Linked DNA regions of Homo sapiens: regions 1, 2 and 3 are each linked to region 4. Evidence: chromatin contacts called from ENCODE Hi-C or POLR2A ChIA-PET data. All regions are on one chromosome and are shown on one strand. Each heading gives the region's core, a stretch centred on a gene start or an enhancer-like site at or near the end of the contact. The rest is flanking DNA. Distances are from core to core; before and after follow the strand shown.

What was found. Hi-C counts contacts between places; a loop is a spot of excess contacts on that map. ChIA-PET counts read pairs that join two places held with the same protein, here RNA polymerase II (POLR2A). Pooled maps may share reads with other maps.
Region 1: a pooled map shows a loop between it and region 4 (4-fold over the local background). The contact joins the promoter of QTRT1 here to the promoter of MRPL4 in region 4. A Hi-C loop is called at or near these places in 1 of 168 maps with a recorded cell type or tissue (naive thymus-derived CD4-positive, alpha-beta T cell) and 7 of 50 pooled maps. POLR2A ChIA-PET finds 5 or more read pairs at or near these places in 1 of 52 experiments (A673).
Region 2: a map of naive thymus-derived CD4-positive, alpha-beta T cell shows a loop between it and region 4 (6-fold over the local background). The contact joins the promoter of ILF3 here to the promoter of MRPL4 in region 4. A Hi-C loop is called at or near these places in 1 of 168 maps with a recorded cell type or tissue (naive thymus-derived CD4-positive, alpha-beta T cell) and 8 of 50 pooled maps. POLR2A ChIA-PET finds 5 or more read pairs at or near these places in 4 of 52 experiments (A673, GM12878, PC-9 and 1 more).
Region 3: a loop to region 4 is called in a pooled map, with 2.8 times the contacts of the local background. The contact joins the promoter of ATG4D here to the promoter of MRPL4 in region 4. A Hi-C loop is called at or near these places in 1 of 50 pooled maps. POLR2A ChIA-PET finds 5 or more read pairs at or near these places in 4 of 52 experiments (AG04450, B cell, activated T-cell and 1 more).

Annotation. Positions count from the first base shown.
Region 1 is chr19:10,696,952-10,703,731 of GRCh38, forward strand. QTRT1 (queuine tRNA-ribosyltransferase catalytic subunit 1) reads left to right here and starts at 4,488. Exons shown (of 10, transcript NM_031209.3): 1 at 4,488-4,752; 2 at 4,999-5,067; 3 at 5,165-5,303. The coding sequence starts at 4,510. RefSeq lists enhancers at 4,205-4,953, 4,432-4,521, 5,282-5,471 and a silencer at 4,742-4,801.
Region 2 is chr19:10,652,831-10,659,563 of GRCh38, forward strand. ILF3 (interleukin enhancer binding factor 3) reads left to right here and starts at 1,516. Exons shown (of 20, transcript NM_017620.3): 1 at 1,516-1,657. ILF3-DT (ILF3 divergent transcript) reads right to left here and starts at 1,042. Exons shown (of 1, transcript NR_024333.1): 1 at 1-1,042. RefSeq lists enhancers at 1-26, 27-528, 394-563, 804-1,273 and silencers at 1,364-1,603, 1,684-1,843.
Region 3 is chr19:10,539,452-10,546,598 of GRCh38, forward strand. ATG4D (autophagy related 4D cysteine peptidase) reads left to right here and starts at 4,453. Exons shown (of 10, transcript NM_032885.6): 1 at 4,453-4,874; 2 at 5,332-5,415; 3 at 5,506-5,679. The coding sequence starts at 4,640. RefSeq lists silencers at 4,169-4,218, 4,229-4,568, 4,619-4,798 and an enhancer at 4,844-5,439.
Region 4 is chr19:10,250,786-10,257,221 of GRCh38, forward strand. MRPL4 (mitochondrial ribosomal protein L4) reads left to right here and starts at 1,429. Exons shown (of 9, transcript NM_015956.3): 1 at 1,429-1,525; 2 at 1,612-1,678; 3 at 1,766-1,916; 4 at 3,804-3,855; 5 at 5,923-6,040. The coding sequence starts at 1,469. RefSeq lists enhancers at 784-1,357, 812-961, 1,092-1,501, 1,358-1,931.

The DNA.
Region 1 (6,780 bases), core at 3,238-5,737, 450 kb after region 4:
TAGTGGTGGTACCCCAACGCCAACCCCACACATAGCCCAATCTCACAATGACTAAGTACAGAGACTGTAGTTGATGCTACAAGGATTACTGTGGCTGGAGACCAGATGTGCAACCACCTATAAACTTCCTGAGTGTAGCTTCAGTTTTGACATAAACTGTTCTTATTTTCATGAATCTCTGTGACATGGATGTAGCTGCCTCCAACTCCTGTCCCTAGTGTTTTCGAGCCCAAGGGCCTGTTTCTCCTTATCATTGGCTTTTTTCTTTTTCTTTTTCTTTTTTTTTTTTTTTTTGAGACGGAGTTTCACTCTTCTTGCCCAGGCTGGAGTGCAATGGCACGATCTCGGATCACCACAACCTCCATCTCCCAGGTTCAACCAATTCTCCTTCCTCAGCCTCCTTAGTATCTGGGATTATAGGTATATGCCACCATGCCCGGCTAATTTTGTATTTTTAGTAGAGATGGGGTTTCTCCATGTTGGCCAGGCTGGTCTCAAACTCCCGACCTCAGGTGATCCGCCCGCCTCAGCCTCCCAAAGTGCTGGGATTACAAGTGTGAGCCACTGTGCCCGGCCACCACCACTGGCTTTTGATCCAAATTGTGAATGGCAGAACCTGAGCCTTGTGCAGCCTGGCTGCAGGGCAGGCTGGGAAAGTAACTGTCAATTATAACTTCTATGGAAAGGCAGGCTTAGCCTTAAAAAATATGACATTCTCTCAATGCAGGGGTGTATGAGCGGGGTCAGGTGTTAGGTGGCCAAGAAAAGAAGGGGCTATACTAGCTTCAGAACAGCAAATCCAGGCAACCCTTAATCCAATCAGCCATTCATCCAATCATGGTGATTGCATTCTAAAATGCAGAGGATTCCCTCCAACATCCCAGAAGCTTTGGATAACCAAGAATTGCAGGCAGGTCAGAGCTCCAAGATAAGGTCACCCAGAAAAGAAAGAGACTCACTTTGGATAAGATAATGAAATGCTGTTTTTGGAACCTAAACCACTGAGAGGCAACATTGGCTGCACACAGAAATTCCTTGAGGCTTAAAACAAAAAACAAAAGAAAATTGATGACTGAGTCTCATCCCCATAGATTTTTTTTTTTAAGAGATGATCGGCCAGGTGCAGTGGATCACACCTGTAACCCCAGCACTTTGGGAGACTGAGGCAGGTGGATCACCTGAGGTCAGGAGTTCGAGACCAACCTGGCCAACATTGCAAAACCCTGTCTCTACTAAAAATACAAAAAATTAGCTGGGCATGGTGGTGGGCGCCTGTAATCCCAGCTACTTTAGGAGGCTGAGGCAGGAGAATTTCTTGAACCCGGGAGGTGGAGGTTGCAGTGAGCCGAGATCGCACCATTGCACCCTAGCCTGGGCGACTCTAATTTCTGGCCTCAAGCAATCCTCCTACTTCATCGTCCCAAAGTACATAAGCTACTCACCATAGATTTTAGTTTAAGTTGTCTGGGCATAGAGATAGTTAAAAACTCCACAGGTAATTCTATGTGCAGCCAAGAGTGAAAAACAGTGGTTCTGAAACGAGTGGGCATCAGAATAACACAGAAAGCTTGGCAAGAAGCAGACTTAAACACATATTGGCCAGGCGCTGTGGCAATCCTCCTGCTTCAGTCTCCCAAGTAACTGGAATTATGGGTAATTTTTTAACTTTTTTTTTTTTTTTTTTTTTGCCATGTTGCCCAGGCTGGTCTCTAACTCGTGGGCTCATATGATCCACCCACCTTGGCCTCCCAAAGTGCTGGAATTACAGGCGTGAGCCACTGCGCCTGGTAAACATTTTGAAAAATAGAAATATTAGCTGGGCACGGTGGCTCACACCTGTATCCTAGCACTTTGGGAGGCCTAGATGGGTGGATCGCTTGAGGTCAGGAGTTTGAGACCAGCCTGGCCATCATGGTGAAACCTTATCTCTACTAAAAACAAAAATTAGCCGGACGCGGTGGCTCACACCTGTAATCCCAGCACTTTGGGAGGCCAAGGTGGGAGGATCACCTGAGGTCAGGAGTTCGAGACCAGACTGGCCAATATGGAGAAACCCTGTCGCTACTAAAAATACAAAAAAATTAGCCAGGCGTGGTGGCGTATGCCTGTAATCCCAGCTACTCAGGAGGCTGAGGCAGGAGAATCACTTGAACCCAGGAGGTGGAGGTTGTAGTGAGCCAAGATTGCACTATTGCACTCTCCAGCCTGGGCAACAAGAGCAAAACTCCGTCTCAAAAAAAAAAAAAACAAAAAACGGCCGAGTGCGGTGGCTCACGCCTGTAATCCCAGCACTTTGGGAGGCCAAGGCAGGTGGATCACCAGGTCAGGAGATCAAGACCATCCTGGCTAACATGGTGAACACCGGTCTCTACTAAAAATACAAAAAATTAGCTGGGCGTGGTGGCAGGCGCCTGTAGTCCCAGCTACTCAGGAGGCTGAGGCAGGAAAATGGCGTGGACCTGGCAGGCAGAGCTTTCAGTGAGCAGAGATTGTGCCACTGCACTCCAGCCTGGGAAGCAGAGCAAGACTCCATCTCAAAAATAAAAAAAAAATTAGCCGGGTGTGGCAGCAGGCACCTGTAATCCCGGTTGCTTGGGAGGCTGACGTAGGAGAATCGCTTGAACCTGAGAGGCGGAGGTTGCAGTGAGCTGAGACTGTGCCACTACACTCCAGCCTGGGCAACAGAGTGAGATTCTGTCTCAAAAAAAAAAAAGAAGAAAAGAAAAGAAAGAAAAGAAATAGAAAAGAAAGGATGAGTGTTGTAGACAAAGGCAGGTGCAAAGGCCCTGAGGTTGGCTTGCTGGTGGGCAGGGGTGTTTTCCAGGCGGGTTTTCCGGGTGTGGCCTTACTAAGGATGCCCCACCATCTGGGCAACCGGCATCCTTAGCCTTTCTTACAGGATAGGGGGCTTGAGGCTCCCTTAGACACCCTCTTGGCCAGAGTAGCTCAGTTTAAGACAATTGAAAGGACATCTTCTGGGACAATAGCGCTCTCTGCTGGCCAGGACAGATATCAGATCCAGTTGTAATGATAACAATTACTATATAATATTGTATATTATTATTATCTTTTTTTTTAGGGTTTCGGTCTCACTCTGTTGCCCAGCCTGGTGTACAGTAGCCCAATCATAGCTCACTGCAGCCTCCAACTCTTCAGCTCAAGTGATCCTCCTGCCTCAGCTTCTTGAGTAGCTGAGACTACAGGGGCGTGCCACCACACCATGTTAATGTTTTTGTTTTGATTTTGTTTTTGTTTTTGTTTTTTAGATGAAGTCTCGCTTTGTCGCCCAGGCTGGAGTGCAGTGGCGCAATCGTGGCTCGACCTCCGCCTCCCGGGTTCAAGCGATTCTCCTGCCTCAGCCTCCCGAATAGCTGGGACTACAGGCACGCACCCCCACGCCCGGCTAATTTTTGTATTTTTTTAGTAGAGACGGGGTTTCACCATACTGGCCAGGCTGGTCTTGAACTCCTGACATCGTGATCCGCCCGCCTTGGCCTCCCAAAGTGCTGGGATTACAGGCGTGAGCCACCGTGCCTGGCTCACAACCTGTTAATTTTTTAATTTTTAAAACTTTTTTTTCTTTTTGACACAGAGTTTTGCTCCTGTTACCCAGGCTGGGGTGCAATGGCACGATCTCGGCTCACTGCAAACTCCGCCTCCCAGGTTCAAGCAATTATCCTGCCTCAGCCTTCGGAGTAGCTGGGATTACAGGCATGCACCACCATGCCTGGCTAATTTTGTATTTTTAGTAGAGACGGGGTTTCTCCACATTGGTCAGGCTGGTCTCGAACTCCCAACATCAGGTCATCCGCCCGCCTCAGCCTCTCAAAGCGCTGGGATTACAGGCGTGAGCCACCGCACCCAGCCACACCAGCTTAATTTTTTTTTTTTTTTTTTTTTTGAGATGGAGTCTCGCTCTGTCACCCAGGCTGGAGTGCAGTGGCACGATCTCGGCTCACTGCAAGCTCTGCCTCCCAGGTTCACGCCATTCTCCTGCCTCGGCCTCCGGAGTAGCTGGGACTACAGGTGCCTGCCACTGCGCCCGGCTAATTTTTTGTATTTTTAGTAGAGACGGGGTTTCACTGTGTTAGCCAGGATGGTCTCCATCCCATGACCTCGTGATCCTCCCTCCTCGGCCTCCCAAAGTGCTGGGATTACAGGCGTGAGCCACCACCCCCGGCCCTTTATTCAATCTTTACAAAGTCTTTATGCCGAGATGCTGTAATTCGCCACATTTTATCCAAGAGAAAATTATGGCTAAGAGAGTCTCTGATTGTAGCTCGAAAGTGCTAGGGATGGGATTCGTTCCCAGTTCAATTCTGATTCTTCGCTTTAGCGTGTTGTGGGTAGGAGTTAAATGGGCCCCCAGCCAGGACCAGGGGTTCAAATCCGTTGCCATGGTCCCCCGACGCTTTCCCGGGCTCCAGAACGGATCGCGTGGTCACGTGACAGCGGCCAACATGGCGCCGCCCACTGTGTGGTACGGCCCACGTGGTTCCGACAGTCAAGATGGCGGGAGCAGCTACCCAGGCTTCCCTGGAGTCGGCCCCACGGATCATGCGGCTGGTGGCCGAATGCAGCCGCTCCAGGGCCCGGGCAGGCGAGCTGTGGCTGCCGCATGGGACAGTGGCCACTCCTGTGTTCATGCCAGTGGGCACGCAGGCCACCATGAAGGGCATCACGACCGAACAGCTGGACGCTCTGGGTTGCCGCATCTGCCTGGGCAATACCTACCATCTGGGTCTAAGGCCGGTGGGTGGGCTCTGCCCGCGCGGGGAGGCGGCGAGGCGGCGAGGCGTGGGGAGCCATGGAGCGTCCTCCAGGCCCGGACACTCCTCCCAAAGTCAATCGACCAGCTGTATTGAGCGCCCCCAATGACCAGGCCTTGTACTGGGCGTGAAAGAGCAGCAGGGACTAAAGCTGGCCAGATCTGTCTCCCAAGAAGGGCCCCCAGGGACGCGGTCACCCCTAACCTGACACTTTCTTCCATCAACCCAGGGACCCGAGCTGATCCAGAAAGCCAACGGTCTCCACGGCTTCATGAATTGGCCTCATAATCTGCTAACGGTGAGCTGAGGAGAGAGCCGACGTTCTAGGGCCCTTCTCTGGAGTGAAGGGTCCCCATCTCCACCCCCTGACAGCTTTGCGGTGGGGTTTCCCTTAGGACAGCGGCGGTTTCCAGATGGTGTCGCTGGTGTCTCTGTCCGAGGTGACGGAGGAGGGCGTCCGCTTCCGCTCCCCCTACGACGGCAATGAGACCCTGCTGAGCCCGGAGAAATCCGTGCAGATCCAGAATGCGCTGGGTGAGAGGACCCTGGGGAGCCGCCTCCTTACCCTGTCTGTCAGGGGGTGAAGTTTACACGGGGCCTGTTTTTTAGCTGTTGTGTGGCTTTGAGCAGGTCACTCCTCGCTGAGCTTCAGTTGAACCAACTCAAAGCGGGGGTAAATAGTAGCAGGTCTTTGGTAGAATTGTTGACAAGTACATATGAGATGATGTCAGTAAATCTCCATCCCAGCCATGTAGTAGCTTAAGTATTATTATTGCAGTTTTTCTCTCATTAGCAAATTAAGACTGGACGTGGAAGCTCATGCCTGTAATCCCAGCAATTTGGGAAACTGAGGCGGGAAGATCACTTGAGGCCGGGAGTTGGAGACCAGCTTGGGCAATACAGGGAGACCCTGTCTCTACCAAAATAAAAAATAAAAAATAAAAAAAACAAATTAATTGGACAAATATCTGTTGAAATAATGGTGGCAACAAGAGGATTGGGGAGGCTTTAGGCTTCTCCCATATCCTCAATATCCTTCTTTTTTTTTTTTTTTTTTTTTTTTTTTGAGACAGAATTTTGCTCTTGTTGCCCAGGCTGGAGTGCAATTTTGCGATCTGAGCTCACTGCAACCTCTGCCTCCCGGGTTCAAGTGATTCTCCTGACTCAGCCTCCCGAGTAGCTGGGATTACAGGTGTGCGCCACCACACCTGGCTAATTTTGTATTTTTAGTAGAGACAGGGTTTCTCCATGTTGGTTAGGCTACTCTCAAACTCCTGAGCTCAGGTGATCCGCCTGCCTCGGCCTCCCAGAGTGCTGGGATTCCAGGCGTGAGCCACCACACCTGGCTTTTTTTTTTTTTTTTTTTTTTTGAGACAGAGTCGCCCAGGCTGGAGTGCAATGGTGTGATATCCAGTCACTGCAACCTCCACCTCCTGGGTTCAAGTGATTCTCCTGCCTCAGCCTGCTGAGTAGCTGGGATTACAACTGCTTGCCACCATGCCCAGCTAATTTTTGTATTTTTTGTAGAGACGGGTTTCACTATGTTGGCAAGGCTGGTCTCAAACTCCGGACCTCAGGTGATCCACCTGCTTCGGCCTCGCAGAGTGCTGGGATTATAGGTGTGAGCCACCACGCCTGGCCCAATATCCCCATTTCTTGATAAAGAACCATGGCAACACAGGGTCAAAACCCCTCTTCCCCTCATCATTCTAATAGATTGATGCTGTAGGGAGGAAGAAATATTTTTTCTTCTTAGATTCATGGCTGAAGCCCCTATAACAAAAACCCTTATAAGAAAAGAAGCCACGTGCTGGGTGCGGTGGCCACGCCTGTAATCCCAGCACTTTGGGAGGCGGAGGCGCGATCATGACTCACTGCAACAGCTGCCTCCTGGTTCAAGCAATTCGCCTGCCTTAGCCTCCCAAGTAGCTGGGATTACAGGTGCCCGCTACCACACCCAGCTAATTTTTGTATTTTCAGTAGAGATGGGGTTTCACCATGTTGGCCAGGC
Region 2 (6,733 bases), core at 266-2,765, 400 kb after region 4:
CACGCCCAGCCAGGAAACCCATTTTCAACACCTCCTTGCTCTTTTTTTTTTCTGAGACAGAGTCTCGCTCTGTCGCCCAGACTGGAGTGCAGTGGCGCAATCTCGGCTCACTGCAACCTCCGCCTGCCAGGTCAAACAATTCTCCTGCCTCAGCCTCCCAAGTAGGTGGGACTACAGGCATGTGCCACCACACCCGGCTAATTTTCTTTTGTATTTTTAGTAGAGACGGGGTTTCACCATGCTGGCCAGGCTGGTCTCGAACTCCTGACCTCGTGATCCGCCCGCCTCGGCCTCCCAAAGTGCTGGGATTACAAACGTGAGCCACCGCGCCTGGCCTTCCTTGCTCTTCTTGCTCCAAATCCTGGGAACGTCTGAATCAACAGGCGGACATCTGTCAAACCTTCCTAGCAACTACGCCTGCGGATGGCCAACCTGACCCTGGAAGACAGTGGGGTTTAGTTAAGCACAGATTGTACATCGGGGGCCTCATAAGGCGCCTGGAAGCATTCAAGAACACCACGCTTGTAAGGACAAAGCACTCGGTCACGGGCGCCTTTACTTCGGAGCTCCGCGCTGCTGCTGGACGAGCGTCCGTTGAGTCCCAGCCCCAATTTTTCCAGGAAATGGCGGTGAGCCCTCTAGTGAGATATTTTTTGGCCTGGGCCTCAGTTTCTCCATCTGTCAATGGGGGAAGGGGAAGGCGGGCTAGAGGACCCCGACCAGGTCGGCTGCAGCCTTCGGAAGCTACGGCCCAGGGACGCCACACCAAGGCAGGTCTGCGGGACGAAAGAACCCAAGAACCCGGGCGCGCATTGGCGCCGGTCCCGGGCTCAAGGGGCAGCAACGAGGAGACGCTGGACCTGGCCGTTCCTCGCACACATCTCTAACCTTCTGTGCCTCTCAAGGGAGATGGGGTGAGCATAGCCACCTCCACTGGAGCCCGAAAATCCCCGGCCGAGATACCGCCACTAAAAAGGTACACATGCGTCAAAGCCTCTCGGAGCCATTTCCGCTAACGTACTCAGGGCGACGGGCGTAAGATGGCGGCCGCGCAGGCGCAAAATGTCGCAGCCGTAGGGAGGCTCCGCCTCTGACGCTTGCCTTGCATCACGTGGTAATGGCCGCTCAAAAAACGCCTTAGCGAAAACCAGAGCGTGCCCTCGTCACGTGATGGAGGACTCCCAGTACGGCAAAGGGAAGGCGCCAAAAGTTGTCAGATGGCGAAGGAAACCGCGAAATTCGCCATTGTCACATGATGGAGCAACCTATCGAAAGCGGAGGGAAAGGTGCCGAAGTCACGTGACTACGCACGCAAACACTCCCGCTTGCACCACGTGCAACTCACGCCCACCCCCTCAGCCCCCCCCTTATCTCTTTTCGCCCCTCCCTCCCATTTGGGTTGGGCCTGCGTCGAGGCGCAACGCGGCGTCAAAGGGGGCGGGGCTTCAGCCGGTCACGTGTTCCCGCACCTCCCCGGCGCGCGCCTGCCCGCCCGCCCGCTCGCCCCCGGTCCGGACTCCTCCTCCTCCTCTTCTCGCCATTGCAGTTGGACCCAGCAGCCCGGCGCGCACCGCGTGGCTTTTGGGGGCAGACCCCGGCGGGCTGTGGCAGGAGGGCGGCGGCGGCGGCTGCGGTCGAAGAAGGGGACGCCGACAAGGTAAGCGTCAATGTGGCGGCGGCCGGGCCCGCTCCCGCCTCTGCCCCTCCCCCCGCCCGCCCTCAGTGAGATCCCCACTGAGGGTTCGCGGTGACAAGGCTGGAGGGATCCCACGCTCGCCGCCTCCGCCCGGTTCCCTCATCCCGGCGCCTGGCCCGTTCCTCCCTTGCCGGCCTCGCTCCCGCGCTCGGCCGTTAACTCTCTTCCATTGTGCGGAGGAAACAAAATGGCGGCTGCGGCGGCGGCGAGGACTCGGTGCGCGCGCAGCCGCTCCCCCCCGCACGCGGCCCCTCGGCCGGCGGCGGCGCCACGCGCGGGGGGGTGCGCGCGCACCGGGCCCCCGGCTGCCGCCTCCCCGCGGCTGGGCTTTTGTCTGTTGCGGGGGTCCTGGGGACGCGCGCACGTGCTTGGAGCACACACCCCCTCGGGTCCCGAGTTCCGCGGCGGGGCGACCCCCCTTCCTCACTCCTTCCCTACCCCCTCCTCCTCTTTGTCCCGGTCCCGCCCCCGATTCCAGGAGAGTCCCAGGTTCCCGAGGCGGGAAAAGTCGCCTCCTTTGTCCTCACAGGTCGCGGAGAGGCGGACCCCCTCCTTGGAAGCCCCTTCCCACGCGGATTGCTGAGGAAGCCTTTGTGGGTTCGTCGGGTTTCCAAATCTCTGGTCAGCCAGGCCTCTCTCAGATCAGGGTCAAAACTTGAGAGGGTTTCAGCTTTTTCTTTAGTTAGTTTGTTTTCATTGTTGAATGTTTTTCCAGATTGTTAGTATTTGCCTTCTCTAGACCGGCAATCTACTTGGGTGCAAGCCTGGGCCCCGAAACGTGGATGCTTAAAACCCATTTCTACCTTTATTTTCTCAAGTAGTTGAACGATTGAGATTCTCGAGGTTACTCATGAGGTTCTGCCCCAGTTAATTCACCGCCTGGATGAATTATTTGGGGTGTACGGCGGTCTGCATGCTCCTCCCCCAGTTCAGTGGCCAAATTTGAGGAGAATGAGGGATCTCTTCTCCACATTTCCAACATTGTTTGCCAGTTGCTGCTTAGGTGACATGGATCAGCAACGAAGCGTCGGTTTCAGTGGTTTCTTTTTCTGGACTCCGGTAATTCACTGCTGCTGAATCTTTTTCAAGATTTTGCTCTCTTTAAAATGAGTGGTGTGATGGCATATTTGTGGTCCACATGGAATCGCGAGGTGCCATCCGAAGTTAGGATTCAAATTTAGGACTTTAAGCTCTCTTTTCCTCAGGTATTTGTGGATGGGAATCTCCATGGATTGCTCAGAGTGCTGCCACTGTCCCTTGTGCGTGATGCTTTGTGTGTGGTCTCGTGGGATGTAGTTACAGTAGCCGCCCAGACTGTGAATGAAGTGTGGGAACCAGGGCCTCATTCACAGCTGGAAAGCAGGAGGAGGCCGCAGGACATTGGCAGGTGCTCCTCTCCCTGTTCCGTGGTGCTGGGGCCCCTTGCTTATGTGGGTGGCTCTTGGTCCCTGGGATTTGTGAATGGAGTCTGCAGGCCCCAGTGTTGTCTGGAATATTCTTTAGTTCAGATTGGAGGCTAGCAATGACTGCCAGGCTTGGCCTTGCCGCCACTGGGCGCTATTTATCACTCTCCCTATCTTCCTGGAGCTTAGCCGAGTCTTCCTGGAGCTGAGAGGTGCCTAATTGTTTGTGGTTTTTCTGATTGAACTTGTTTGGTGCCTCTAGGCAAAAATTCCTTTGGCTCCTTCTAGTATTTTCAGGGTCTTGAAGGCCCATATTCCTGAGCATGAGGAATCTAAGTCTGTTATTTTTTCCTAAATTTTCATGTTAAATACCACGTTGACAAAGGACAGCTGCTAATATTTTGATCACACAGATACAGACGGTGCTCCCTGGTTAAGGCCTCCAGGTAGGGGACAGGTAGAGTCAGTGATGGGGAAGAAGCCTTCTGTAAGTCCCTTTCCTTTGGGTAGACAGTAGATTACCCTTTAGGCTTTAGCAAGATGTGGGGGTTAGAAGTCTTCTATTCTTGGAAAAGCCTTTAGTCGTTTTCTTTGGGCTGGGGCCTCTTCTCTTAGGGACTGCTGTCACCCTTTCTCGGTTTCTTTTGATTACCTTTCATGGCCCCAGAGGAGTGATCCCTTCCCTTATTTATACCTCTTGGACTTGTCATCCTGCTACATTTTGTCAGCAAGTTAATTCACCTTGTGCAGTTTTGAAAGATGTGTAAGTGTTAACATTTAGTATTAGCATTTATGGCCCAGGAAATTGTGACCTTAATATTTGAATCTTGCTTTTATTAAACCTTTACAGGAACTAGGATTTTGTAGGGTTTTTTTTTTTTTTTTTTTTTTGAGTTAGAGTTTAGCTCTTGTTGCCCAGGCTGGAGTGCAATGGCGCGATCTCGGCTCACCGCAACCTCCACCTCCCGAGTTCAAGCGATTCTCCTGCCTCAGCCTCCCGAGTAGCTGGAATTACAGGCATGCTCCACTACACCTAGCTAATTTTGCATTTTTACTAGAGATGGGGCTTCTCCATGTTGGTCAGGCTGGTCTCGAACTCCGAACCTCAGGTGATCCACCGGCCTCGGTCTCCCAGAGTTGTGGGATTACAGGCGTGAGCCACCATGCCCAGCCTTCTAGGTTCTGTTTATTGGATGCTTTTTATCTTAACAAAGTCCTGGCAGAGAAAGATTTGATTTGTTTCCATCAGGAAGTTTGGAATCTGAGGCAGATAGTGGTTTGAGTGTCATCTTCACACAATGAATGAGTAGAGATTTGGGGCCTGGGAGGCACGAGGCAAACTTTAGTTTCCTACTGAAGCATTTGTCCGTTTTATCTGAAACAAGTAGATTGCCGATCTGTATTATTATACATAGTAAGCTGCTGTTGAAATGGTTGTGAAAGTAGAGTAGGCAGGTAGGTGGTGGTTAGGGGGCCTCATCGGTGCTGATTTTTAAGAAATTTTTATGATATTTATGATCTGTTATAAATCCTTGTGAAACTTTTCCATGAGAACACTTCACGGGTGATTCCATTATGAATAGCAATTGGTGGCCGGGTGCGGTGGCTCACGCCTGTAATCCCAGCACTTTGGGAGGCTGAGGTGGGCGGATCACGACGTCAGGAGTTCGAGACCAGCCTGACCAGCATGGTGAAACCCCGTATCTACTAAAAAAAAAAAGTACAAAATTAGCCAGGTACGGTGGCACACACCTGCAGTCCCAGCTATTCGGGAGGCTGAGGCAGCGAATCGCTTGTACGTAGGAGGCGGAGGTTGCAGTGAGCTGAGGTCGTGCCGCTGCACTCCAGCCTGTGTGATGGAGCAAGACTTCGTATGAAAAAAAAATAATAACAATTGGAAATTCAGATACATTTAGCATCAGCTGTATTTAGGCATCGTGTAAAAGTGATGTCCAGTTAAAATTTAATTTAATTTTTTTTTTTGAGACAGGGTCTCACTCTGTCACCCAGGCTGGAGTGCAGTCGCGTGATCTCCGCTCACTGCAGCCTCTGTCTCTGAGGCTCAAGAAGCAATCCTCCCACCTCAGCCTCCCAAGTAGCTGGAACCACAGGCACATGTCACCACACCCAGCTAATTTTTTGAATTTTTTGTAGAGACAGGATCTTTCCACGTTGCCCAGGCTGGCCTCAGAACTCTTGGGCTCAAGCAATCTGCCCACCTTGGCCTCCCAAAAAGCTGGAATTACTGGAGTGAGCCCTCACTCCTGGCCAGAATTTACCTTTTTTCTCTTCTCATTAAATGTTTACGTAGTGAAGACATTGAAAATGTAGCTACTAGTTTTTTTTAAATTTTTAATCTAATTTTATTTTTTTGTAGAGATAGGGTCTTAAACTATGTTGCCCAGGCTGGTCTCAAATTCCTAGGCTCAAGTGATCCTCCTGCAGCCTCTCAAAGTGCTGGGATTACAGATATGAGCCGCCTTGCCCAGTGGCACTAATTTTAAGACAAAAATATGTTTACTGTCTGAGGGCCATTCTCTTGTGGAATGCGTGATCACCATGTATCATTTAGTCATAAAGTTGAATGTATTACAGTATGCAAATTTGCTCCAAATTATTTTTATAATTTTAAGTGATAGTAAGAAGTTCTGGCCAGGCGCGGTGGCTCAGGCCTGTAATCCCAGAACTTTGGGAGGCCGAGGCGGGCGGATCACAAGGTCAGGAGATCGAGACCATCCTGGCTAACCCGGTGAAACCCCGTCTCTCTTAAAAAATACAAAAAAATTAGCCGGGCGTGGTGGCGGGTGCCTGCAATCCCAGCTGCTGAGGAGGCTGAGGCAGGAGAATGGCGTGAACCCGGGAAGCGGAGCTTACAGTGAGCAGAGATTGTGCCACTGTACTCCAGCCTGGGCGACAGCAAGATTCTGTCTCAAAAAAAAAAAAAAAAGTTCTACTTTGCAGTGTGAAGTACATAATTTTCACTGAACATGCCCAACAGCTGTCCTTATCTTTTCGAGGATTTTGCTTGAAGCTGAAGGTTAAGGTCTTACTTAGATAAAGATAAAAGGTCTTGGAGATGAGTAAGTCTTCCAGGCCACTTTCTTTTCTGCTGCTTGCCTATAAAACTAGTTTCTCATATCAGAGTGTTGTTTTTTTTTTTTTTTGAGATGGAGTCTCACAGTGTCACCTAGGCTGGAGTGCAGTGGCACGGTCTCGGCTTACTGCAACCTCCGCCTCCTGGGTTCAAGTGTTTCTCTTGCCTCATTTCTCTTGCCTCAGCCTCCCAAGTAGCTGGAATTACAGGCACCTGCCGTCACGCCCAGCTAATTTTTTGTATTTTTAGTAGAGATGAGGTTTCACCATTTTGCTCGGGCTAGTCTCGAATACCTGACCTCAAGTGATCTGCTGCCTCAGTCTCCCAAAGTGCAGGAATTACAGGTGTGAGTCACAACGCCGGTTCTAATTTTTTTTTTTTTTTTTTTTTTTTTTGAGATGAGTCTCGCTCAGTCGCCCAGGCTAGAGTGCAGTGGCGCGGCTTACTGCAAGCTCCGCCTCCCGGGTTCATGCCATTCTCCTGCCTCTGCCTCCCAAGTAGCTGGGACTACAGGCACCCGCCACTACGCCCGGCTAATTT
Region 3 (7,147 bases), core at 3,203-5,702, 290 kb after region 4:
TCGAAAATAATACACTTGGGCACAGTGGTTCATGCCTGTAATCCCAGCACTTTGAGAGGCTGAGGAGGGCAGATACCCTGAGGTCAGGCGTTCAAGACTAGCCTGGCCGACGTGGCGAAACCTGTCTCTACTAAAAATACAAAAAATTAGCTGGGTGTGGTGGCGCGTGCCTGTAATCCCAGCTACTCGGGAGGCTGAGGCAGGAGAATCACTTGAATCCATGAGGTCGAGGTTGCAGTGGGCCAAGATCGCGCCACTGTACTCCAGCCTGGGCAACAGAGTGAGACTCTGTCTCAAAAAAAAAAAAAAAGGGAATTGGGGTTGGACGCAATCTTGAGGGTGGGGCCCTCACACCATTCTCCTGCCTCAGTCTCCTGAGTAGCTGGGACTACAGGCGCCCGCCACCATACCTGGCTAATTTTTTGTGTTTCACTGTGTTAGCCAGGATGGTCTTTATCTCCTGACCTCGTGATCTGCCTGCCTCGGCCTCCCAAAGTGCTGGGATTACAGGCATGAGCCACCGAGCCCGGCTGAGACCAGGATGTCAAGGCTTCAGTGAGCCAAGATCATGATGCCACTGCACTCCAGTACTGGCAACAGAGTGAGACTGTGAGAAAAAAAAAAAAAAAAGAAAGGAAGGCAGGTGAGAGGATATAAGATAAGAAGAGAATCTCAGCTGGGCGCGGTGGCTCACGCCTGTAATCCCAGCACTTTGGGAGGCCAAGGCAGGCAGATCACCTGAGGTCGGGAGTTCGAGACCAGCCTGAGCAACATGGAGAAACCCTGTCTCTACCAAAAATACAAAAAATTAGCCAGGTGTGGTGGTGGGCGCCTGTAATCCCAGTTACTCGGGAGGCTGAGGCAGGAGAATCGCTTGAACCCGGGAGGCAGAGGTTGTGGTGAGCCGAGATTGCCATTGCACTCCAGCCTGGGCAAAAACTCCATCTAAAACAAAAAAACAAAACAAAACAAAAAATAGAAGAGAATCCCACCAAGAACCATGCTGGCACCCTGATCTGGGACTTTCTAGCCTCTAGAACTGTGAGAAGCAAAGGTGTGTTGTTTTAGCCCCCAAGGCTATGGTATTTGTCACAGCAGCCCAAGGGGATAAAGACAGTAAGGTTGTGATAACTACTCCCATGCGGCGGGGAGGGGGAAAAAGGCAGGGAAGAGAAGGAGACCAAGGATGGAGATGGGGGAGAATTTTGAGAGTGGTAATCTTCGTGTAGGGGTGATATTTGAATAAAGACTTGCGGCCGGGCACAGTGTCTCACGTCTGTAATCCCAGTACTTTGGGAGGCTGAGGTGGGTGGATTACTTGAGGTCAGGAGTTCGAGACCAGCCTGGCCAACATGGTGAAACCCCATTTCTACTAAAAATATAAAAATTAGCTGGGTGTGGTGGCACATGCCTGTAATCCCAGCTACTCAGGAGGCAGGAGGATCACTGGTGCCCAGAAGGTCGTGGTTGCAGTGAGTTATGATCGTGCCACTGCACTCCAGCCTGGGCAACAAAGTGAGACCCTGCCAAAAAAAAAAAAAAAGACCTGAAGGAGGTGACGGAGAGCCATGGTAAGAAACGTGGTCTGGGCAGAGGGAACAGCAAGTGCAAAGACTCTGAGGTGGCATTGGCTCTGTTGAGTTTGAGAAAGGGTGCACTTGGCTGGTTGCAGTGGCTCAAGCCTGTAATCCCAGCACTTTGGGAGGCCCAGGCGGGCAGATCACCTGAGGTCAGGAGTTCAAGACCAGCCTGGTCAACATGGTGAAACTCTGTCTCTACTAAAAATATAAAATTAGCCGGGTGTGGTGGCTCACACCTGTAATCCCAGCTACTCCAGAGGCTGAGGCAGGAGAATTGCTTGAACCTGGGAGGCGGAGGTTGCAGTGAGCTGAGATTGTGCCAGTGCACTCCAGCCTGGGCTACAGAGCAAGACTCTGTCTCAAAAAAATAAAATAAAATAAATCAATAAATTAATAAATTAATGAAAGAGAAAGGGGTCAATTGTGATTGAAGGCGACTGGGAGGAGAGGGGAAAAAAGGAAAGTCAGGGAGGTGACTGCCCCTTTTGTGCCTTCTCCTTCTTGGATCACACCCTCATTCAAATCTTTCTTACCTCCTTCAGAGAGCTGAGGACAGAGCCCCGGGGCTGGCCACTAGAGGCCACCCTCTCCATGGCTCACAGGGTCACTGCATTGTCATCATGCAGTTGGCTCTCACTGAGCCCCAACTGTTCCTCAAATACCACTCTAAGCACTTTACATTGGTAAGTTCAGCTCATTCCCATACATCTTTATGAGTTAGACACATTTAAAACTTTTTCCTGGCTGGGTGCAATCGCTCATGCCTGTAATCCCAGCACTTTGGGAGGCCGAGGCTGGCGGATCACCTCAGTCAGGAGTTCGAGACCAGCCTGGCCAACGTGGTGGAATCCTATCTCTACTAAAAATACAAAAATTAGCTGGGCGTGGTGGTGTGCGCCCGTAATCCCAGCTACTCAGGAGGCTGAGGCAGCAGAATTGCTTGAACCTGAGAGGTGGTGGTTGCAGTGAGCCAAGATCGCACTAGTGCACTCCAGCCTGGGCAACAAGAGCGAAACTCCATCTCAAAATAAATACATAAATAAATGAAAATAAAATAAAAAATAAAAATTGTCCCTGGCCAGGTGCAGTGGCTCATGTCTGTCATCCTAGAACTTTGGGAGGCTGAGGCTAATCGTTTCAGCCCAGGAGTTCAAGACTAGCCTGAGCAACACTGGGAGACTCTATCTCTACAGAAAAATTTTTAAAAATTAGCCAGGGGTGGCCAGGCACGGTGGCCCACGCCTGTAATCCCAGCACTTTGGGAGGCCGAGGTGGGCGGATCACGAGGTCAGGAGATCGAGACCATCCTGGCTAACACGATGAAACCTCGTCTCTACTAAAAATACAAAAAATCAGCCAGGCGTGGTGGCGGGCGCCTGTAGTCCCAGCTACTCGGGAGGCTGAGGCAAGAGAATGGTGTGAACCTGGGAGACAGAGCTTGCAGTGAGTCGAGATCGCGCCATTGCACTCCAACCTGGGCAACAGAACGAGACTCCGTCTCAAAAAAAAAAAAAAAAATTAGCCAGGGGTGGTGGCATGTGCCTATAGTCCTAGCTACTCAGGTGGCTGAGGCAGGAGACTTGCTTAAGCCTCGGCAGTTGAGACTGCAGTGAGCCATGATCAGGCCACTGCACTGTAGTCTGGATGACAGAGCAAGACCCTGTCTCAACAACAACAACCAAAATCTGTTTGGGCCTCGCAAGGTTAGAGAAAAAAAATTAAAAAATAAAATAAAATAAAATATTTTCCTGTAGTCTCAGCTACTTGGGAGGCTGAGGCAGGAGGATCACTTGAGCTAAGGAGTTTCAGGCCAGCCTGGGCAACATAGAGAGAACTTGTCTCTATAAAAAGTTAACTGATTACTTTTTAAAACAAAGAGGTTTTTTTTCAGCCTTATTGAGGTATAATAGACATATACAAAACCATGCAAATTTTAAGCGTACAATCTGATGAGTTTTCACACCTGTGAAGCCACTATTACAGTTAAGATACTGAATTTATCCACAGCTCCAAAAAATGTCTTCCTGCCTGAGGTGGTGGCTCACGCCTGTAATCCCAGCATTTGGGAGGCTGAGGCGGGAGGATCTCATGAAGCCAGGAGTTTGAGACCAGCCTAGACAACATAGCGAGACCCCTTATCTACAAATAAAATTTAAAAAATTAACCAGGCATGGTGGCTCCTGTCTGCGGTCTCAGCTACTCTGGAGGCTGAGGTTGGAGGATCAGAGTTGGAGGCTGCAGTGAGCTATGAAAGCGCCACTGCACTCCAGTCTGGACAACAGAGCCAGATGCTGTCTCGACAAAACAAACACTGAAAAAAACTTTCCTGGAGCACTTCATTCATCCCTCCCTCCCGCGCCTGCCTACCCCTGGATTTTTTTTCCCTGAGCATAATTCTCATGAAGATTCGTCTATGTTGTTGCGTGTATTCCAGCCCTATTTTGCACATGAGGAAACTGAGGCACAGAGAGGCGTGGCTTGCCCCGGAGGTCACACTAGTCGATTTGGTCCCAGGCCAGGGCGGGTTCTGGGTCGGCAGCCCGCGCAGGTGCACTCGGGAGGCGGGGCGGGCGCTGCAGGTGCGCAGTCAGTCTCACCTGGGCGCCTGCCAGGAGGTCAGTCCTGGGCCCTGGGGGGCAGGACTAGGGGCGGGGCCAGGGGCAGGGGTTCCCCAGCTCTGCTGCCTCCGATAAGGGCCTGAAGGGGCTGTCGCGCTCCTGGCGGTGTGATAAGGAGGGCGGGGGGAGGCCGCGGGAAGGCGTCGGGGTTTGAGGTCCCCGCCTGGCGACCCGGGATCGGGGCAGGAAAGGCGGCTGGGCGGGGAGAGGGCGGGGCGGGGCGTCTGGCTTGGCCACGCCCACCGTCATCCGGGGTCCTGGCCCGCTAAGATGGCGATGGCTGCGGTAGCAGCGGCGGCGGCTGTTGCCTGGCCCGGTACCCTGGGGACGGGGGCCGAGTAGCGCCTTCCCCGGGCCCCGTGAACCGGCTGCGGGTCGCCCTTGGGGGGCAGCGGCCGCAGCCCCCCACCTGGGCCCTCGGTCCGCCCTCCCGGCGCGTCCATGAACTCAGTGTCGCCGGCCGCCGCGCAGTACCGGAGCAGCAGCCCGGAGGACGCGCGCCGCCGGCCCGAGGCCCGCAGGCCGCGGGGTCCCAGAGGCCCAGACCCCAACGGCCTGGGGCCTTCCGGAGCCAGCGGCCCCGCTCTTGGCTCTCCCGGGGCTGGCCCGAGTGAGCCGGACGAAGTGGACAAGTTCAAGGCCAAGTTCCTGACAGCCTGGAACAACGTCAAGTACGGTGAGGAGGGGGCCCGGAGATCGTGGGGGTGTCGGGGGCCGTTGAGGAAAACCAGACCCCGGTCCTGCCAGTTATCCCACCCTTGTTCCCGTCCTGAGTCACCTGTGGGTCCCCTCCCTGCCCGGCCCAGGGTGGACCTGTGGCAGGTCCAATAGTGTTTTCAAGCCCCGCCCATTCCCCTGTGTGACCTTGGGCAAGATCCTTTGCTTCCTGGCGCCTCCGTTTTTGCCCCTCTCTGTAAAATGGGTACAATAATCAGAACTACCTTCCTTCATCCTGAATTGATGGTGGACACTCCTGTAGCTGTCACTGGGGGCCCCACCTCCGACGGAATCCCCGGAGCCACCCCGGAGATAGGAACTAGGATCGTGCCCATTTCACAGATGGGGGAATGGAAGCGCTGTTGCTGTCATGCAAGTGCTTCATCTCGCTGGGCGCTGCCCCTACGTCTCCCCAGGTTGGGTGGTTAAAAGCCGGACCAGCTTTAGCAAGATCTCCAGCATCCACCTCTGTGGCCGCCGCTACCGTTTCGAGGGCGAGGGTGAGCTGGTGGTTGGGACCAGGGCTGGGGGAGGCCTCTCCACGCCCGCCGGAGTGTCCCTGGTGGCAGCTGACAGACCCGCTCTTGTAGGTGACATACAGCGTTTCCAGCGGGACTTTGTGTCCCGCCTGTGGCTCACATACCGCCGGGACTTCCCGCCCCTTCCTGGGGGCTGCCTGACCTCGGACTGTGGCTGGGGGTGCATGTTACGCAGCGGCCAGATGATGCTGGCACAGGGCCTTCTGCTGCATTTCCTGCCCAGAGGTGAGCCATAGGGGGGAAGGGGTGCACTAGGAGTACAGGGTCAACTGCCATATCAGCAGTATTAGAATTACTTACCAACTAAGAGTTCAAAGTCACGTTAGAATTGTGTGTCAAGTAAGTTTTGGAGAGATGAGAGTTGTTTATAAGAGTTTCAGCCGGGGTTGGAAACGGTGGCTCATGCCTGTAATCCTAGCACTTTGGGAGGCTGAGGCGGATGGATCCCTTGCGGTCAGGAGTTCAAGACCAGCCTGGCCAATATGATGAAACCCCATCTCTACTAAAAATACAAAAATTAGCCGGTTGTGGTGGCACACGCCTGTAATCCCAGCTACTCCCGAGGCTGAGGTGGGAGAATCTCTTGAACCCAGGAGGCGGAGGTTACAGCAAGCCAAGATCGCACCACTGCACTCCAGCCTGGGCAACAGAGGGAGACTCTGTGTCAAAAATAAAAATAAAAAAAAGTTTCACCAGGCACGGTGGCTCATGCCTGTAATCCCAGCACTTTGGGAGGCTGAGGCTGGTGGATCATGAGGTCAGGAGTTCAAGACCAGCCTGGCCAAGATGGTGAAACCCCATCTCTACTAAAAATACAAAAATTAGCTGGGTGTGGTGGCAGGCACCTGTAATTTGGCAAGGTAAAGCAGAGAATTGCTTGAACCGGGGAGGCGGAGGTTGCAGTGAGCCGAGATCCGTGCCACTGCACTCCAGCCTGGGTGGCAGAGCGAGACTCAGTCTCAAAAAAAAAAAAAGAGTTTTGGCTGGGCACTGTGCTGCATGCTTGTAATCCCAGCTACCTGGGAGGCTGAGGTGGGAAGATTGCTCGTGCCCAGGTGTTCAAGTCTGCAGTGAACTATGATCCTGCCACTGCACTCCAACCCGAGTGACAGAATGAGACTCCAACAATAACAGGTCGAGTGTGGTGGCTCATGCCTGTAATCCCAGCACATTAGGAGGCTGAGGCAGGAGGATCGCTTGAGCATAGGCATTCGACACCAGCCTAGGCCACATGACAAGGCTCCTGTCTCTACAAAAAAATTTTAAAAATTAGCTGAGTGTGGTGGCATGTGCCTGTGATCCCAACTACTCAGGAGGCTGAGGCGGGAGAATCTGTTGAGCTCAGGATTTAGAGGCTGTAGTGAGACGTGATTGTGCCACTGCACTCCAGTCTGGATGACAGTGAGATCCTGTCTTTATTTATTTATTTTATTTATTATTATTATTATTTTTTTTTTTGAGACTGAGTCTTCCTCTATCATCCTGGCTGAAGTGCAGTGGAGAGATCTTGGCTCACTGCAACCTCTGCCTCCCAGGTTCAAGCGATTCTCCTGCCTCAGCCTCCTGAGTAGCTGGGATTACAGGTGCCCGCCACCACGCTTGTCTACTTTTTGTATATTTTTTTTTTTATCAGAGAAGGGGTTTCACCATGTTGGCCAGGCTGGTCTCGAACTCCAGGCCTCAAGTGATCCAC
Region 4 (6,436 bases), core at 179-2,678:
GCTGAGGCAGGGAATCGCTTGAACCCGGGAGGCCGAGATGTGCGATCTCACACCACTGCACTCCGGCCTGGGCGACAGAGCGATACTCCATCTCAAAATACAAATACAAAATAAAAAAATACAATACAAAAATGAGCCGGGCTTGCGTACCTGTAGACCAGCTACTCAGGAGACAGAGGCAGGAGAATCCCTTGAGCTCTGGAGGTCGAGGCTGCAGTAAGCCATGATCTTGCCCATTGCACTCCAGCCTGGGCGACAGAGGAAGACCTTGTCTCTAAAAACCAAAACAAAGAAACTAAAAATAAGCATTCGGATTTGTTAGGGGGCGACAAGGGAGGCACTCCAGGATCTGTGGACTCCCCACTTTGTTCTGTCCTTGGAGAGCCCTGGAAGGTCTGAGAGGGGACGGGACCTGGTTTAAGGGGGTAGGGGAGAGGACCCTGGTCTAGGGGGTAAGGGACACAAATACCTAATCTGAGGGGTTTCGGGGGGACATGGCCCTGCCCTGGGGAATCTAAACTGGGAGGCATGGTCTGGCAGGCCCAATCCTGAAGGCTTTCTGAGGGCAATAAGGCCCTGCCTTTAAACAAATGAAAAAACGCCAGGCACGGTGGCTCACGCCTGTAATCCCAGCACTTTGGAAGGCTGAGGCGGGAGGATCACGAGGTCAGGAGATCGAGACCATCCTGGCTAACGCGGTGATACCCGTCTCTACTAAAAATACAAAAAATTAGCCAGGCGTGGTGGCGGGCGCCTGCAGTCCCAGCTACTCGGGAGGCTGAGGCAGGAGAATGGCGTGAACCCAGGAGGCGGAGCTTGCAGTGAGCCGAGATCGCGCCACTGCACTCCAGCCTGGGCAACAGAGCAAGACTCCGTCTCAAAAAAAACAAAAACAAAAACAAAAACAAAAACAAAAAAACAAATAAAAAAACAAAACCACATAACTGGATAAAGAAAAAACCATCTCCGACAGCCTTGGAGGCGGGATGAAGGCGTGGCCCGGTGGGCGTGACCAACAGCAAAAGTTTAAGCGTTATTGGCTGTATTCCTTAGTTGCTCACTCCAGAACTGCCCACTTATGGGCGGGGGTCACTCCTTCAGGCTTAACAGTCATTGGCTGAATTGGGCCAGAGAGGTCTCATTGGCTGAATTCCTGCACCGGCTCGTCGGAGGCGGGACCCAAAGTAGGCTAGGCCTACGGAAGCTGGGTCTTCTTGCTGTGAGGTCGCGTTCCCCAGTGTTACGGAGGGTCCTTGAGGCAGGAGTGAAAATTGGGTCTGGGGGTTAGTCCTGGGGTGGAGGTCTGGGCACGCCGGGTCGGACCCCCTCCATCTTCGGTTTTGCACACCCCGCTTTCCAGCGCGGAGTCGCGGCGGGTAGGGCGGCGTCGCGTGCGTGACGTCATCCAGCGGCGCCTCGCGAGGCTCCAGTGGCCTTGACCTCCCGCGGCGTGGGAGGCTGCGCGGCGATGCTGCAGTTCGTCCGGGCCGGGGCGCGGGCCTGGCTTCGGCCTACCGGCAGCCAGGTGAGGCCAGGGGCTGGAGGCGTGGTCGAAGGATGAAATTTGGGGGTGTCCAGGGGTCGTCTCTCACTTTCGCCCAACCCTTGCAGGGCCTGAGTTCCCTGGCGGAAGAGGCAGCGCGTGCGACCGAGAACCCGGAGCAGGTGGCGAGCGAGGGTAAGGCAACCGGGGTGGCTCCAGGAGGGGCGGCGACAGAGAGGTCTGACCCTTGACCCTAACCTCTGACCCCCGCAATCGCTCCAGGTCTCCCGGAGCCCGTGCTGCGCAAAGTCGAGCTCCCGGTACCCACTCATCGACGCCCAGTGCAGGCCTGGGTCGAGTCCTTGCGGGGCTTCGAGCAGGAGCGCGTGGGCCTGGCCGACCTGCACCCCGATGTTTTCGCCACCGCGCCCAGGTGAGCGAGGGCTGTAATGGTGAACTGAGTGGCAGAGGGATGAAGAGCGGGATTTCAGGAGTCACGATGACTTTGGGCTTGTACCCTTGGGAAAGTGCTGTATTTCTACAGCCTCCGTTTCTCCACCTGTCAAAGGGGAATGATGACAGTTTCCCCTGCTGTAGCGCTGTGTGAGATTGAAGCCTGAGAGGTGACATCATCTAAGGGTTAGGGAGACAGAATTCTGGAGCCCGACTGATTAGGTTCAAATCCTGCCTTCCCCTCTTGTCCCTCAGTGTCCCTATTTTGTCAGCGGTCGGGAGGTTGCTGTGATGAATAAATGACTTAATTCTGGCACATAATAAGTTCTATAGAAATGTTGATAATCTTTGTTAACTGGTTTTTGCAAATAAGAGCACTAAAAAGACTAAACCATTCCTCGGTGCCTGGAAGAGGCTGTTTGCATTTTAGTTACCCTGCTGTTCATAACATCTCTAAGAAAATGTAGGGGCCACCCTGGGCGCAGTGGCTCACGCCTGTAATCCCAGCACTTTGGGAGGCCAAGGCGGGCGGATCACGAGGTCAGGAGATCGAGACCATCCTGGCTAACATGGTGAAACCCCGTCTCTACTAAAAATACAAAAAAAAATTAGCCGGGCGTGGTGGCGGGCGTCTGTAGTCCCAGGTACTCTGGAGGCTGAGGCAAGAGAATGGCGTGAACCCGGGAGGCGGAGCTTGCAGTGAGCCGAGATCGCGCCACTGCACTCCATCCTGGGCAACACTCTGTCTCAAAAAAAAAAAAAAAAAAGAAAGAAAAGAAAATGTAGGGGCCAGTTACTGTGGCTCACATCTGTAATCCCAGCACATTGGGAGGCCGAGGTGGGCGGATCACTTGAAACCAGGAGTTGCAGACCAGCCTGGCCAACATGATGAAACCCCGTCTCTACCAAAAATACAAAAATTAGCCGGACGTCTTAGTGCAAGCCTGTAGTCCCAGCTACTCAGGAGGCTGAGGCATGAGAATCGCTTGCACCTGGGGAGATGGAGGTTGCAGTGAGCCGTGATTATACTACTGCACTCCAGCCTGGGCGACAGAGACAGACTCCATCTCAAAAAAAAAAACAGGTGAAATTGATTTCAATAATGTATTTAACCTGTATTTAAAACTATGTCGAAATCACATTGTAGCATGGGGCACTGGCCATGTTTCAGATGTTGAGTATGTGACTGTATGGAATGGTATAGAACTAGAGAGGAAAACCAGTCCCTGAAGAAGGTGGCAATAAGTGAAGTGTAATAGCAGGAAAAAAGTAATGGTAGGAAAAACAAGGAAGAAGGGGTGGCTTTTTTTTTCTGAGATGAAGTTTCGCTCTTGTCGCCCAGGCTGGAGTGCAATGGCATGCTCTCAGCTCACTTCAACCTCCGCCTCCTGGGTTCTACTAATTCTCATGCCTCAGCCTCCCGAGTAGCCAGAATGACAGACATGTACCACCGTGCCCAGCTAATCTTTGTATATTTTGGAGAGACATCACTTTGCCATGTTGCCCAGGCTGGTCTTACTCCTTGCCTCAAGTGATCCACCTGCCTTGGCCTCCCAAAGTGCCAGGATTCCAGGCATGAGCCACTGCACCTGGTCAGGGTGGCTCTTTCTTTAGAAGGTACCTTTCAGCAGTTATTGGAGCTGCTACCTGTAGGCTGAGAAAGAACCATCCAGGAGAAGAGTGTTTCAGGCAGAGGGAACAGCAAGTGCCAAGGCCCTGAGGCAGAATTTCAAGATGGGGTCAGTGAGGGGCAGAGGCAAATCGCCCAGGGCCCTGGAGGCAGAAGGGAGAATCCTGGGTTTTCCTATAGTGGGGTGGGAGCGTTTGAAGCAGAGTTGGGCTTCTCATGTGTCCTTCCTCCCCGCAGGCTGGACATACTGCACCAGGTTGCTATGTGGCAGAAGAACTTCAAGAGAATTGTGAGTGCCTAAATGGAGCAAGGTGGTGGGAAGGAGCTTCCTGGGGAGGTTGGGGATAGGACCCAGAGGAAGCCCATCGCTGGGTTTTCTCTGGACTGCTCGGCTGGGGCCTCATCTGTCTCCTGAACTATTCACCGATGGGTCCATTTTTGGTTCTCTTTTTTTTGTTTGTTTTTGAGATGGAGATGGAGTCTCACTCTGTCACCCAGGCTGGAGTGCAGTGGCGCAATCTTGGTTCACTGCAACCTCCGCTTCCTGGGTTCAAGCGATTCTCCTGCCTCTGCCTCCTGAGTAGCTGGGATTACAGGTGTGCACCACCATGCAGGCTAATTTTTGTATTTTTAGTAGAGATGGAGTTTCACCATGTTGGTCAGGCTGGTCTCAAACTCCTGACCTCAAGGAACCTACCTGCCTTGGCCTCCCAAAGTGCTGGGATTACAGGCGTGAGCCACCGTGCCCAGCTCATTTTCAGTTGTTTTCTGATCACTCACTGATGTGGGCATTGTGGTGGGTGAGAGGATATAGCAGGGACCACGAGGACAAAACAGGCAAGGTCCGGCTGTGTGCAAGTGGCTCAGGCCTGTAATCCCAGCACTGGAAGCTGAGGTGGGTGGGTTGCTTGGGGCCAGGAAAGACCAGCCTGGGAAACAGCAAGACCCAGTCTCTACCCCTTCCCCCACAACCCCAAGAAAAAGATGGGCAAAGTCCCTATTCTAATGAAGGTCACAGTGTCATGGGAGGAGAAGTGAAGGTGAGTCAGATGGTCATACGTAATGTGTAATTATGAGCATGTCCCAGAGAATGGGACGTTCAACCTTGGGTCTACTGTAGAAGCTAACCAGATCAAGGAGGCAGTGGGGCTAGTGTGGAGATAACAGGAACAGGGTGTGCAAAGGCCCTGTGGCAGGGACCACAAGGAAGCCAGTGTTGCCACAGAGGCCAGTGGGAGCAGTGGGGAGGAGTCTGGGTTTTGTGCCAAGAACATTGAAGAATCCATTACCAGTCAGGGTCTTATCCATCCACCCCAGAGGTCTGGCCAGTCCTCCCCCTGCTCACACCTTCCCTGGCTCCCCATCACCCTAGGAATAAAGTCATCAGTCTGCTATTCTGAGTTCTTCCTGATTTCCTTGCCCTGCTCCTCTTTCCTGATTCTCCCTGTCTGTGTCATTTCCCATGGCCCTCCCTCCTTGTGGCTACAACCACATTAAAATTGTTCAAAAAATAGGCCGGCACGGTGGCTCACACCTGTAATCTCAGCACTTTGGGAGGCCAAGGCAGGTGGATCACTTGAGGCCAGGAGTTCCAAACCAGCCTAGTCAACGTGGCAAAACCCCATCTCTACTGAAAATACAAAAAATTAGCTGGGGCCAGGTGCGGTGGCTCACACCTGTAATCCCAGTACTTTGGGAGGCCGAGGCGGATGGATCACGAGGTCGGGAGATCGAGACCAGCCTGACCAATATGGTGAAACCCCATCTCTACTAAAAATACAAATATTAGTTGGGTGTGGCAGCGGGCGCCTGTAGTCCCAGCTACTCTGGAGGCTGAGACAGGAGAATTGCTTGAACCTGGGAGGCGGAGGTTGCAGTGAGCCGAGATCGCGCCACTGCACTCCAGCGTGGGCGACAGAGCGAGACTCCATCTCAAAAAAAAAAATTAGCCGGGCATGGTGACAGGCACCCGTAATCTCAGCTACTAGGGAGGCTGAGGCAGGAGAATCGCTTGAATCTAGGAATCAGAGGTTGCAGTGAGCCAAGGTCACACCACTTGCACTCCACAGCCTGGGTGACAGAGTGAGACTGCCTCAAAAAAAAAAATCAATAGTTCAGAAAATACCGAGCACCCCCTGCGTGCCCGGTGGCAGGGCCCCTGCCTTTGTGAGGCTGGCATGGGGCAGGAGCTGTGACTTCTTTACCCTCCCCCTCGCTCCCCAAGTACTCTGTGCTTGGCCAGAGAGAGCCCGTCATCATGGTGCCTCCTGTCTGACTTCCCCGTGGCAGGACTGATCTGCCCGGCTCCCTGACACCTGCCTCGTGGACCTGACCCCCCTCCTCTTTGTGCCTCCAGAGCTATGCCAAGACCAAGACGAGAGCCGAGGTGCGGGGCGGTGGCCGGAAGCCTTGGCCGCAGAAAGGCACTGGGCGGGCCCGGCATGGCAGCATCCGCTCTCCGCTCTGGCGAGGAGGTAACAGGACAGGGTGGAGGGGGCGGGGAGGGGTGGGGGGGCCAGGGAAGGGCCTGGGTGTTTACTCACACACAGCTGCGCACATCTGGCATGGTATTATGTCAGCCCTGTTCCCTCCACCTCATGGAACCACCTGGGCTGGTGACATCGGAACTGAGGCCCTTGGACCTCACTACCCATATAAGGGGACAGAGATCTGGGAGCCATCCACTCCTCCCTCTCGCATGCCCTGTCTCTTCAGCCTGTGGCCACAGCCCCTCTTGACCCCACCTCCTGTCACCCTCTCCTGACCCACACTTCCCACAGCACCCAGAGAGCTCTTCTAAATCGTGGAACCTGAACTCCGGACCTCGGCCTTTGTGTGGAACCTGAACTCCTGACCTTGTCATTGTGGGC